Regions from separate parts of the Homo sapiens genome. Here region 2 is linked to region 1. A link is a contact called in ENCODE Hi-C data. All regions are on one chromosome and are shown on one strand. The core of a region is the stretch at or near the end of the contact, and the rest is flanking DNA. Distances in the headings are between cores, read along the strand shown.

Region 1 (6,713 bases), core at 2,443-4,942:
AACCAATCACCATGTTCAGAAGACTACAAGCCTCTTATTGGACAGTCTGGAAACAGAAGCAAAATAAAATTCGGGGAAATAGAAGTGAAAAAGCTGGCACAAATAACAAGCAAAAGCTTCCAGAAACATCATCCCGTTCAGCTGCATCCATCCTGTACAAAGGAGTCTGGTGAGGGGGCCCAAGCAGCTGCTGAAATCCAGCCAATTCCCCTCTTGTCCCACCTAACTGGGAGCCGAAGATCCTCAGGTGTCCTTTGTGCTAGGTGTGGCCCTGATCACATTCCCTTCCCCACTCCATGTCCCCAGGCCATGAGTAGGGCTAAGCTGAGAGAAGGAGAAAAGCTTTGAACTAAAGGGGAGATAAAAGTCTTATTTTTATTTGACGAGGCATTTTAATACCTAAAAATTACTAATTTTATATATACATAAAATATATATATACATATAAACGCATATATATAAAATATATGTATATATTACATATAACTAGTAATTTTATATAGTAATATATAACTACTATATATATAACTAGTTATATATATAAAAAATATATATATATATATATATTTTTTTTTTTTTGAGACGGAGTCTCGCTCTGTCACTCAGGCTGGAGTGCAGTGTCGTGATCTTGGCTCACTGCAAGCTCCGCCTCTCGGGTTCACGCCATTCTCCTGCCTCAGCCTCCCGAGTAGCTGGGACTACAGGCGCCCGCCACCACGCCCCGCTAATTTTTTGTATTTTTAGTAGAGACGGGGTTTCACTGTGTTAGCCAGGATGGTCTCGATCTCCTGACCTCGTGATCCACCCACCTCGGCCTCCCAAAGTGTTGGGATTACAGGTGTGAGCCACCGCGCCCGGCCGTAATATTCTTATAATACCTAAAAGGGACTGGAAAACTGTGGAATCACCAAGATACATTAAGGGATGAAGACAAATAAGACAGAGCAAACCCGAAGGTAGTAGTTGGAAGAAAAACATAAGACTGTGTTCAGGTTGTGCCTGTTAAGTCAGCTCATTCACTAAAGCTGGTTACTTGTGGGCATGATGGTCTCTTTACAGCATTGCAGAATTTAAAAATTTGTATAAAGAATATATTTATCACTAGGCACGCACCAGGAAACAAAGTTTCATTTCTCTGAAAAACTAACGGAGGCCGAGGAAGGAAGCCAATATTTATCGATGTGAACCATGAACTCAGCCCTGTATCTTCTTGATCCCCTGGAATGCTCCCAAAGATCCTGAGACATGTTATTGTTTCACATTTGAGGAAACTGAGTCTCAGAGATGATAAGTGATTTAACCCAATTCAAAGCAATGGTGTGGGGAGGGTCAAATTTAGTCCATTTTGATGAAAGCGTATTTAATTTCTCATCTCCCATTGTGTGAAAGTGAAAGCAGTTGTAAGATGGGCCCCATCTAAATCTCCACAGTCTCTGGGCACTTACTTGGGAACCCACACATTAGTCCCTCAAACTTTAATCTGCCGGGAGTCACCACACAGCTTTGACCTAGGTTAAAGTGAACTGAAACTGAAAAGGGTGTTGTGTAGTCCAGTTTCTAATCCAAACAGCTGAAGAACAGGGTGTGCGCCATAAATCACTGACCTTCACAACAGTGAACTTTTAATGTGGAGGCAGAGAATTTTTTTCATATTTGTGCAAAAAAAATTTAAGTTAAATTTTTGTGTTCAAATTCCATGCTTGTTCCTGGGGAAGGTGTGTATTCACTGGTGGAAACATTCTCCTTTTCTCTTTGCAGGAACTGCAAAGCCTACATACAAAGCCAAAAAATCTACTATCTAGCCCTTTTGTTTTAAAAAAAAAAAAAGAAAGAAATGCCAATCCCTGTCCTAGAGCACTGGTTGTTAAACTTGGTTGCACATTACCATCACCTGAGGAGCTTTTAAAATTCCAGATGCCCACACCACACACCAGACCAATTAATTCAGAACCTCACGGGGGTGGAACTAGGCGTCATTTTTAAAAGATCTCTGCTAAGTTGAGAACTCCAGAACAATGGTTTTCAAATATTGGTGCGCACAAGAATCACCTGACCTGACTGTCAAAAACGCAGTCCAGGGCCACATTTCCAGATTGTCTGATCTGATAGGACTGGCAGAGGCCCAGGAATCTACATCAGCACACCAGGGCTCATGACATAGGAGCCTCAGGACTTTATTTCAGAAGTAACCAAGGCATACGCCTTCTAATTTCATAAAACTTGCTTTATGAAAAGTTTCACATCAACTCAAGTGTTTACAGAACTATGATTTATAAGAATGAGTCATTACTACAAAGTACAACCTGTACCAGCAGTCCTACTCCTTACCATTAAAAATGATCCTGCACACAGAAAACATTTCACCCACATCCTATTTTACTTTACCTCTGAGTGTCATGACTGCAAAAAAGACAACGAGTTTCCCCAGAACAATTCATAGTCTCTATGATTGCCCTTAGGAGTTTGGTTTTTATTAGCATAGAAAGAAGGAATGAATAATTGTTAATAATTTGAAACATCTAGAAATACTTGTATTCCTCTGACTGTGCTTAGGGTTGCTTTAAAAACTAGCAGAACAAAAAGCTCATTTTTATTCAACTGCAATATTTAAAAATTAATAATAACTGAACTTTTAGGACAGCAGTGTCGGTGACCAAAATTTCTAATCAAATTATGATAAATGTGTACCAAACCCATTGTTTTTACAGGGTCTCTGTACTATCTGTGTAATGGCAGGGACCTTAAATCAGTAGTTCCCACATGACTTCAGTTTCTACATTTGCAGGACCTGTGTGTGGCAGTGGCTTTTCAGATTCCTCCTCCTTCTTTGGGCATTACTAGGATAAATGTAATTAAAGTAGTCAGTGAGATCCTCATTAAGCCTGCCTTTCACATCTACTGAGATCCTAGTGGAGTTTCATATAGGTCTTTCACAGTCTCATGGAGGAATCACCATCTTATCACTTATTTTCCTTTTTTTTTTTTTTTTTTTTTTTGACAGGATCTCACTCTGTCACTCACGCTGGAGTGCAGTAGTACAATCTCAGCTCACTGCAACCTCCCTCTCCTGGGTTCAAGCGATTCTCCTACCTCAGCCTTCTGAGTAGCTGGGACTACACCCAGCCAATTTTTGTATTTTTAGTACAGACAGGGTTTCACCACGTTGGCCAGGCTGTTCGGTCTTGAACTCCTGACCTCAAGTGATCCACCTGCCTCAGCCTCCCAAATTGCTAGGATTACACACCTGGCCTATTTTTCTTTCATTTACCCTCATGTCTACTAAAGGCTTGTTGGGATCCTGACTGATATCTGCGCAGTCAGGCAACGGGAGAAAAGTGAAGGAAAGCACACGTGAGATATTGATTGATTGGTTTTGCTTCCTAAAATTCAAAGACATCAAAATATCCAATAGAAAACCTAGCACATCCTTTCTAGTAGCAGTCATTTGGCTGCATGGATTAACAATCCAACCTTCCACCGGATGAAATAACTTTTGGGAAAAAATGAAAATTTTTTTTTTCCAGAAGAGAAGATGCTAAGCACCAAAGAGATGAGCTGGAAGGAAGGTCAGTTTTTCCCCAGTGCATGAAGAAGACTGATTCTAAAGCAAGGAATTCCTGGCAACTTGGCGGTTCTTCGCTCAGTGTCAGAATTTTAAAAACTAACAAATGTCATATTTCAGTTGGCCACAAGATGGCAGGATTTCGGCACATTCCCACAGATAATGGCCTCCTCTTCCCATCAGGATTAATGGATGGTAGTGATTTAAGCGTGACACTCTCTTCTCAAGAGACTTCATACTCTCATAAATGAAATACGAATATGGTTCAAGGACTTATGTTTTATAGTTTTAAAATACCAAGAGTCAGCGATTCACATAATATAACTGGCATCCACAAATGCTAAAGCTATGGAAAAGGTTCTAGTTTTGTTAATGGGCCTCTCATCTATCTCACTGGATGAGGCCTGGGAACCACCTGGACTCTGTTTTCCTTTGCTAAGCCTTTCTCAGAAGGAGCAAGTCTTGCTGCTACTGTGGACACACAGCTTCTGGGAGTTCCACAGGACCACGTGCGGAGAAAGGAAGGGAAGCAAACTTTGAAGGTGGAAATAAAGGAAAAGGTTGTGGGGGAAAAGAGAATGTTTTCACTTTGAGTTAAAAAAAAAAAAAGAGGGACAAAGAAGTGTCCAGTAGGGTACAGCCTGTCAGAAAACCCCAGACTGTGATACAGCTCTAACATATCCATTCATTCGTTCATTCATTTGTCCATCCGGTATTTATTAAGCAATTGTGTCTCAAGGAATGGAAAAAGGGGAAAAAATATTCTACCCTGAAAGAGCCAGTCCATTAGAACATTTCTTGAAAAGACTGAGAAAAAGAAAAATTCCATATGATAACTAGACTAAAACAAAAGAAAACTACAGAGCGATTGGAAAAGGAATTGGCAGAATTACAAACCATGTGAAGAATGAAGAGGGCGCCCTGCAGGGGTTATCAACAAGGAGTAATAGGGGGCCATGAGATCAGATAAAAAGTTAGAAACTGGGTGCTCCTGGGGAGTTGGGGGTTGAACATTTATTCGTAGGAAGGTTGGGACCCCATTTGGTGGGAGGAAGTTGGGACTGGAATTAGAAACAACAACAAAAAGTACTTGAGTTTCATCAGAGATTTCAGGACTGGCTCGTTGTATGACCTTGAGCGATTAGCTAAATCTTTCTAAGCTTCAATTCCTTCATCTGTAAAATGGATCCTGCAATAACTAACTAGGGGAGCTAATAAGGATGATAAAGGTGAAAACATAAGGGAGTGTGCCTGGAATAGAATTGTTCATTATATAATGTCAGTTGTTCTTCTTCCCTGTTGGACCATTTAAGAAAGTTAGCAAAAAATATACGGAGAGCAGGGCCCTCCGTGCTGAATAGCTAAACAGACACACTTTGATCCCAGAAGCCCAGCTCCTCCCCGGCACTCATACCTGCAGTAAAGGCAACGGTGATGGATTCCTGGCCTCAGAAATCCTGAGCTAGATTGATAGAGGCCCTATGCTGCATTCCACCAAGAGGCATGGAAACACACTGTTTGCCTTTTTATATAAACATATATACATGCTCCTCATGATAAGGAGAAAGAGAGAGAGACAGAGAGTTTAAACTATGAACCCTCTTTACACAGTACAATCCCATACTCCTGTTCATGTAACCACACAGCAGGCTGGGTTGTGGTCTCCTAGTTTTGACTGATGCGTGTGTGTGTGTGTCCGTGTGTGTGTGTCTGTGTCTGTGTATGTGTGTGTGTGTCTGTGCCTCTGTGTGTGTATATCCTCATATATGCATGTCCATGTACCTGTACCTGTAACTCAGATGCTGGCCATCTCCAGATGAACCCCATCTTTTCCCCTTTCCAACCTGGAAGCTGATGGTAGCATTTTTCTACACTCTACACAAAGGAAATTCACTCCACAGAGCATTAGGAGTGATGCAGAATTTGCTGAAGTCTTCTTCACCCTATGGCAATTCTTTTCTAAGTCTTCCTTCACCACCACCACCAGTTGGGAATTTGCTTCTCTTTGACCTTCCCTAACACTGCACCGAGCCTTGAACCTGCCCACTGCCCTCCTTTATAATACTGAGCCTCTGCCTCCTTCCCCTTGAACTTCAGCCCTCAGGCTGAGGCACTTTTCTGATGTACAAGGGTCTTTTCAAAGCTTCTTTTCAGCAAAGATGATCCCTTCCTAAAAATAATTTCTGTGCCAGTTATCATAAAGATTAATAATTTTCTCCACATTATAATGTCTATATGACTATAACCGCATACATTATTACATATAGAAATGTTTTTAACATGAAATGGAATCATATGATCATATCATGCATATTGTTTTCTGATTTTCAGTTGCTCCTCAATTATATATTTTGTGTATCTTTCCAACTTATTAGAAATAAGTCAAACTCATTTTTTTAAATTACTGAATAAAATTAGTACTTTAATGTGAGACAAGGTCAATTTCTTTGTGCTGCAATTTTGTTATTGACAAGATAGAACATAATAACACAGAGTTATAATGAGAATTCCTCAGCTACAATATTAGAGACCTTCAGTTGCTTAGAAGAAGTGAGATACTTAAATAATAAAAATTACATTAGCTATATAAATAATGCTAATAAAAGTTGCTAATATTTCATCAGCATTTTTCTATGTGCCAGGACCTATTCATACTCATTTATATGCAACAACTCATTTAATCCTCATAGCAACCCTATGAAGGAGATACTATTATTATTCCCATTTTATAGATGATCTTTCTGAGTCATGGGAAAGTCAGTAAATTGCTCAAGGCAACATAGCCAATAAGTGACATTGCCAAAATGCGTGAGTCTGGCTCTAGAGTCTGTGTTGTTAATCACTAAACCATCTATCATCATCTCCAACAGGAAATACTTTGTACAGGCTTGCTTGCCAGGGACCTGAACTGGCTGTCGTTGACCAAATTTAATAAACGTGCTCACTGCAAGTGGCGCTCCAGCTGATCCTGGCTTGGGGCTCTCTGCACTGCTCCAAATCAGGCAGCCAGGCCAAAAGAAGATATGTAGAGTCCATGGGGAACAAAGCGAGGCAAGGTCTGCTGAGCAAGGCATGGCTTAGAGGGAAAAGTGGGGTTGTGGGGAGAAGCTACAAGGAGACAGAATAAAATAATGAAGAGGAGTGCTGCCAG
Region 2 (6,713 bases), core at 1,144-3,643, 510 kb after region 1:
AAGTATGTTTCACACAACTCAGGAAAGCTGAGTTGTATATAAATATTACATAAATCAGTGTTAAAATATTCATCCAATAGAACTTCAAGTATTTAAAGAGACAACTTTTAAAAACCTATCATTTCCTATTCTGGATACTATGTTTTCTTATACAAACCTTGGTTCAAGTGACCTGCTGCAGAATTAAAAGAGGTATGTAAAAGAAGGGAGTAGAGAGAAGAATAAAAAGCAGTAGGGTAAAGGGTGTGAAACAGAGTGTAAGAAAATAACTAGGATTTGGAATGTAATAAACACAAAGTAGAGAGTAGCAAGCCTATGCCATAGCATAGAAAAGAACTGGTATCTGAAAAGAATCAGTATTGATAAAACCTTGAAAGCAGGAAAAAGCTAGAAATAAAAACAAAATAAATCTTTAAGTTTGATCACAAACAAGCAAAATATTCAAAATTAGACATTAGGTTCCTGACAGGAAACAAAAGAAACATCACCCTATTAAGAGTGGGGCTACTAACAGTATAAGTTAAATTACACTTACTGGAAATTACTATATAATATTCAATGACATTGGGAAGTGAAAAAAATTACAAAGAGAATGCACCAAGTCTTGTAAACAGCGGTTATCTCAGAATAGTAGAATTAAAAGCAAATTATATTTTCCTTCTTTTTTTTCTGCTATAAAGTGAATGACTTGTGGTGCAATCTTACAAAGTCTCAATCTGTGTATTCTGCAATAAAGGCATTATATTATCACTATTGCATTTGTGATACATTCTACCTTACCCTTTATGTGACAATTCTATACTGTTTTAACTGTCAAATTGTAAGTAAAAGTGTGAATTCGTGACCAAAAATTTTCCACACCAGCAACTTAAGAACTACAGCAATATGTTTAGAAAACTGCGATCCCAAACAAAAAATCTATACTAGGTGAGACAGGATGACATTGACTTTAATTCCAATAGACTCACTACCACATGACGTCCATTACTAGTGCTCACTTTCCAGAACCCAAGGAGCTGTGGAAGAATGGAGTCCTTTCAATGAAAATAAACTAGAGGCAATACACAACACAGTTACTTTGAGGGGCTTTTTCAATATAAAGAAGATTGCCCGGAATCCTAACTCTCCTATTTCCCAAAAATGACAAAGCCAAAAAGTCACACTCTTCACACATCTGAAATCAAGTTTTACCTGAACTCATCCTAACATATTAGCTCTTTTACCTATTCCCCTTACTATCTAAGGCAAGAAACCTTGAAAAGAGAAGCAGTAACACATTTCACTGAAACATATTTTGTAAAGGAGGATTCTAATTCCTAATCCTTCACCGCTCTAGATGTCTGCGGATTTCAAATCCTAACCACGGCGTCCTGCCCCCCGCGAGATTCCAACAGTACTACGGGCCCTATGGGAGGAGGAGGATTTGAGAAACACTGCCGGAGAACGGTCGGTGCAAAGATTTTGCAAACAGGTAGTCCTAGGAAGGAAAGTAAGAGTGAGAACATCGGAGAGGGCAGGGAGTACATGGGTGGGGAAACCCCTTTCAAATGCATGAACTGACCACAACCGGAGAAAGGCCGTCTGTCTTCCCAAAAGTAAAATGGTGAGTAAAGTGGAGCAAGCTAAGAAAGTCAACAGCCATTAGGCATTGACAACGATTCCGAAACAATTAGCTATGTTAATTCGAGGGGGTAAACGGGGGTGGGACCCTGCCCTAAAGGGTCATTTTGAAAAGAACCCCTCCCCATTTGAGGCGGGTTGGCAGAGCAGCGCACAAATCCCAAGTCTAACGTAATAAGCCGAGATCGGGATACTCGGTCTGCAGTCGCCCCACGGACCAGATGAGCGCAGGTGTATCTGCGGAAGCTCAGGTTACCATGAATATCACTGGGCCACGGCGAACCCTCCCTGCCCAGCCTCCCGGAGCCCTGGGCGCGGGTCTGCACGGGCCCCACAGCTTGCCCGGACCCGGCGAGCGGACGCCTCCGGCCGCAGCGCCCTACCGCACCTGGCTGCCAACACCAGTTGAAAGCAGTCAAAGTGAAGGGAGGCGGACGCGGCTCCTGGCACCGCTCCGATTCCAGCACACAAAGGCGGATTTTTAAAATCGAGAAAGTCAAAGCCGCCGGACCCCGGGACCGGCGCCTTTCGCCAAGGGGCTCTTACCTCGGATCCGCCCTCGGGGCCACGGCTTTCCCCGGAGACGCCGCGAGCCCAGACGAGGTGGGAGGGGACCGGGAGAAAGCCCCCCAATCTGATTCGCGCCCAGCCAGTCGTCCGCGAGCCGCGGAGCCGCCTTCTGCACCCAGCTAAAGAGCAGCGATCTCCGAGGCGAGCACAGCGCCGGCCTCGCGCCGGGCGAGACCGCCTCGCTAGCTGCTGCCTGTGAAGTCTGGAGCCGCCCGCCCGCTCGCAGCCAGTGCCAACCGCGCGCCGCGCATGCCCAGTGCCCGCGCGAGGAACGAGCGAGCGGGCGGGCGGGCGAGTGCGCGCCCCGCAGCCAGGAGCGAAATCCGCTATCCGGGTCTTGCCGGCAGCCGAGCCGCAGAGTTCTGGTCGACTCCAGCGCTTGAGGCGAAGTGGCCGGTGAGGCCGGGTGGGCGGGAGAGGGACCGGAGGAAAGGAGACGGGGCGCTGCGCCAAGTTATCAAGGCCGCGATCAAAGTCGGACCAAGGCAGCGAGTCGACAGCAGGTTTCCAGAAGTGCCCTAACAGGACTGACTAGCAGCCAGGAGGCGCAGGAAGGGGCAAAGAGCGTGTGGAGAGCTTCGCCCCCGGCGAGGATGGACGCCCCGGGCGGAGGGAGCGCTCGGGTTGCAACACCCAGTCTGGCTGCACAGCTCGTAACCCCTGCCCTTTGGCGGCAAACAAGACGCATCTAATGACCAGCCAGCCTTCGTCTTCCTCCTCTGATCATCGGACCTATTTTCCCCCTTTTGTCGCTCTCCTCTTTTTTTGTCTCTCCAACCCATGCGGTAAACTGGTGGTGCCCAAGGCCCTCCATCGGGTCCCTGAGAGTCTCCCAACTGCCGGTCCTTAGCGCCAGCCTGCAAGCCCAGACCCGCCTCGCCAGGCTGCCTGTGAGCCTATTTTTCATGTAGCTCTTGCCAAAAGCCCTGATGTGGTTTGAAGTAGTGGAGGCTTCTTTCACTTTGTGCCTCTCGTACCTTAACCAACCCTCATAACCTCCTCTCTGAGTAGCTCATGGAGCCTCTAAAAGAGAAGTCCATGTTCTCATAGACATTGTGTTTTCTCACTCTTAAAACTCCTCATTGTCATAGCTACTCCCCCAATCCCCCCATGCTGTCCTAACTTCGAAGTCAGTTGACTTCCAGAAGTCCACGAAAGCCTATAAATTAAACTTGGTTAAAAGAGATTGGACTTGCTTGCTTTGTGAAGCAAATAAAAGCACAGTCAGGGAGAAACGACGTAACATGCCAAGGTGGACATTCAAACCATTCTAAAAGTTGGAATCGATATAACGGCTAAGTCCAGTCCCCTATTTTAAGTGGGAATACTCTCTCCAATATTTCCACCAGACCACTATCCACTTGAACATTTCCAATGTTGTAAATTTCTATTTTTATCATTACATATAACCATGATTATTTGTTGAATATTTACCTATGCCAGGAACTGAGCAACTTACACACATTATTCCTAGTCCTTAAAATGAGATGGGCCTTATTATACCTATTAAACACATTAGGAAAATGAAACCCAGAAGTTTCCTTCTTTTTGCCAAAGCCAATGCTGACGCCAGAATTAACAACCAGGTCTGCTTAACACTATAGCCTGTATCATTTATGAACATCAAATCAACTTCCCTGATACTACTGGTCTTGGTTCTGCCCCTAGGAACAACACAATATGAATCTCATTCTTTATAGACACTGCAAGCCTTGAAATAGTAGGGGCAACTATTAAGTAACCAACAGATCTAATACATTTCTTCAAAAATTCTCTTTTAAGTGTTTTTCAAATAGCAGTGAGCTGCCATAATCACACTATTCACCTTGCTTTGAATGTGTTTTGATTTTCATTCTCCTCTCTAAATTGTGCACTGAGAATACAATATTCAAATACAGTGGGCCAAGAACTGAGTTCCAGTTCTCCAGCTGCTGATCAGCCACCCCTTTGATGCAAGCACACACTACCTAGATTCAAACAGAACACCCAAGTCTATTTCACATCAACTAAATTAAACCGTATCTTCCACCTTTCATAGTCTATACTTCTATGTATTTAAATCTTGATTTTTGTTTTATTCTTATTAAATTTTATCGTGTTTGTTTTAGGACACAATTTCAGATAAATACTAGTGATCACTTTTAACATTTGTAAATTTAATAAGTATGCCTTGTTTGGCTCCATTTACGTCTAGTAAGAAACAGTAACACAGAACGGGCTTTAAAAAGGCCTGTGATATTATAAAATATATATTTGGTCTTCATCCCATTTCCAGACATATAGCTCCTAAAATCCTTGAAATCTCCAAAGTGATGAACATCTTTTTGTATTTGAATGAATTGGCTGATGGCTGGGGGCTCCAGCATAGCTTCAGGATGGGGACTGGTCATAGGAAGGACCAAGGCATGATTAGTGTGTTGGAACCTTCAGCCCCACCCTCTAACTTCCGGGGCTGGTTAAGCTGATCACCAATGGCCCATGACTTGATCAATCATGCCTACGCAATAAAGCCTCCACAAAAAAAAAAAAAAAAAGAATGGGTTACATGCACTTCCAGAGAGGGGAACATGAATAACTAAACGGAGATTCCTGGATGGCGGTGCTCCCAGAGAGGGCATAAATCACCCTATGCATCTCTTCAACTGTATCCTCTGTAATATCCTTTATAAGAAAATGGTAAACATGTTTCCCTGAGTTCTGTGAGCAGGTCTAGCAAAATAACCAAACTCAAGGAGGGAGTCACGGGAACCCTAATTTCTAGTTGTTCAGCCAGAAGCACAAGTAAAGCCACCTGGGGCTTTTTTGTTTGGCATCTGAAGTCAGGGTAGTCTTGTGGGACTGAGCCCTCAACCTGTAGGATCTGACATTATCTCCAGGTAGATAGTTTCAGAATTGAATTGAAGACACCCAGCTTGTGTCTGCTGCAGGATTGATTGGTTGATTGCTGGTAGGGGAAATTCTTACACACTTCTTGGTAACCAGAGCTTACAGAAGTCTTCTATGTTGATTGTTGAATAAGAGAACAGAAAAAAACACTTAGGTTTGGGGTTTCTTTTCCCCTGTATCTTCAGACAGCCCACTGCCAAAATAGATCTCCAAGGTAACAGTCATTTATGAACCAACACTTTTCAAGCACTTTAGTCCATGCACCCATACCATAACCAACATGGAGTTCATGAAGGTTTTCTAGATGCTTTGCTGAAATAAAGATTTACTGTTTCTAGCATCCCCAAATCTACTGGTCCAAGAAACTCTTTCAAAAAAAAAAAGGAAGCTAGTTAAATAAGATCTGTTTTCAGATTAACCCATTCTGGTATTAGTGATCCCACTAAAACCATTGTTAATAATCTGGTTTATACTTTTGTTAAGAATCTATGTCAAACTTACCTATTTAGAGTATCACTATACACAAGTTTTTCCTTTTTGAAAATCTCATTAGTATATGTTGGCATTTGGGATGAAAATGATGTAGGAATGATGTAGAATGGAGATAGATACCTGGAGTGAATGGGGCATTCAAAATATGGTGCAGGCCAGGCTCATTGGCTCACATCTGTAATCCCAGCACTTTAGGAGGCCGAGGCCAAACGATCACCAGAGGACAGGAGTTGGAGATTAGCCTGGGCAACATGGCGAAACCCCATCTCTACTGAAAATACAAATATTAGCAGGCTTGGCGGCACACGCCTGTAGTCCCAGCTACTTGGGAGGCTGAGGCATGAGAATCACTTGAACACAGGAGGCAGAGGTTGCAGTGAGCCAAGATCAGTTGACTGCACTCCAGCCTGGGTGACAGAGCAATACTCTGTCCCAAAATATAGGAGCAGAGTCTACAGCTGGGTATAAATGCTACATACAGAAAATGTGGAGAAATTATAATGACTGAATTCTATCTGGGGAGTAAGAGCTATCTCCACATTACCCAAGAGTCAGAATTCTTCAAACATCCCTGTTCACTCCCACTCCCCAATCTGATGTATGAATATAATTTAGGGACTGCTGTGTATACCTCTGTAGACTCACAGCCTTAAAGCCATATAACATAAAACATATCCATGAGTAAATCTAGAAAAGGTACACTGTAGCTTAGAATATTATTATTATGATGATCTAAATCTTCTAAGTGTAACTTGGTAGACAAGTAATTTCAGGTTGGCTATCACCCTTGTTATTATTTCACACTGTTGAAAGAACAAACCAAATTGCTTGGATTATTATATTTGTTCTCACTTTAGGAGGTGCTTGGGCTTGCTTCTTACTTTGTAACTGATGTTTATATTTCTTGTTAGTTATGTTTCTTTACACCCATTTGGATTAACAAACTCAATTTGCTTTAGCCTTCAAATGTCAAAATGCCCTAATTTCTTTTGTAATATGTAATTAGAAATGTATGGAAATTTTGAAGCATGATAGGAAGTATTCTTAACATGGAAATTTTTTCCAAATATAACCTCTATTTTCACCAAAAATAAACTATATTAGTTAAAAATAAATAAATGAATATACAACTTTGCTTACCCATG

What was found. A loop is a pair of places that touch in the nucleus more often than their neighbours do. Pooled maps may share reads with other maps.
Region 2: a map of sigmoid colon shows a loop between it and region 1 (2.9-fold over the local background). The contact joins the promoter of EPS8 here to the enhancer-like site in region 1. A Hi-C loop is called at or near these places in 3 of 168 maps with a recorded cell type or tissue (esophagus muscularis mucosa, gastrocnemius medialis and sigmoid colon) and 6 of 50 pooled maps.

What each region holds. Positions count from the first base shown.
Region 1 is chr12:15,272,581-15,279,293 of GRCh38, forward strand. All of the region lies in intron 2 of LOC105369673 (a long non-coding RNA gene), which reads right to left. Among named protein-coding and RNA genes, the nearest start is that of PTPRO, 47 kb to the right of the region's middle. Within about 2 kb of position 3,693, at least 2 of the 41 ENCODE cell types and tissues checked have a DNase peak (open chromatin) inside an H3K27ac peak, as active enhancers do.
Region 2 is chr12:15,786,995-15,793,707 of GRCh38, forward strand. EPS8 (EGFR pathway substrate 8, signaling adaptor) reads right to left here and starts at 2,394. Exons shown (of 21, transcript NM_004447.6): 1 at 2,167-2,394. RefSeq lists silencers at 1,462-1,541, 1,872-1,991, 2,252-2,601.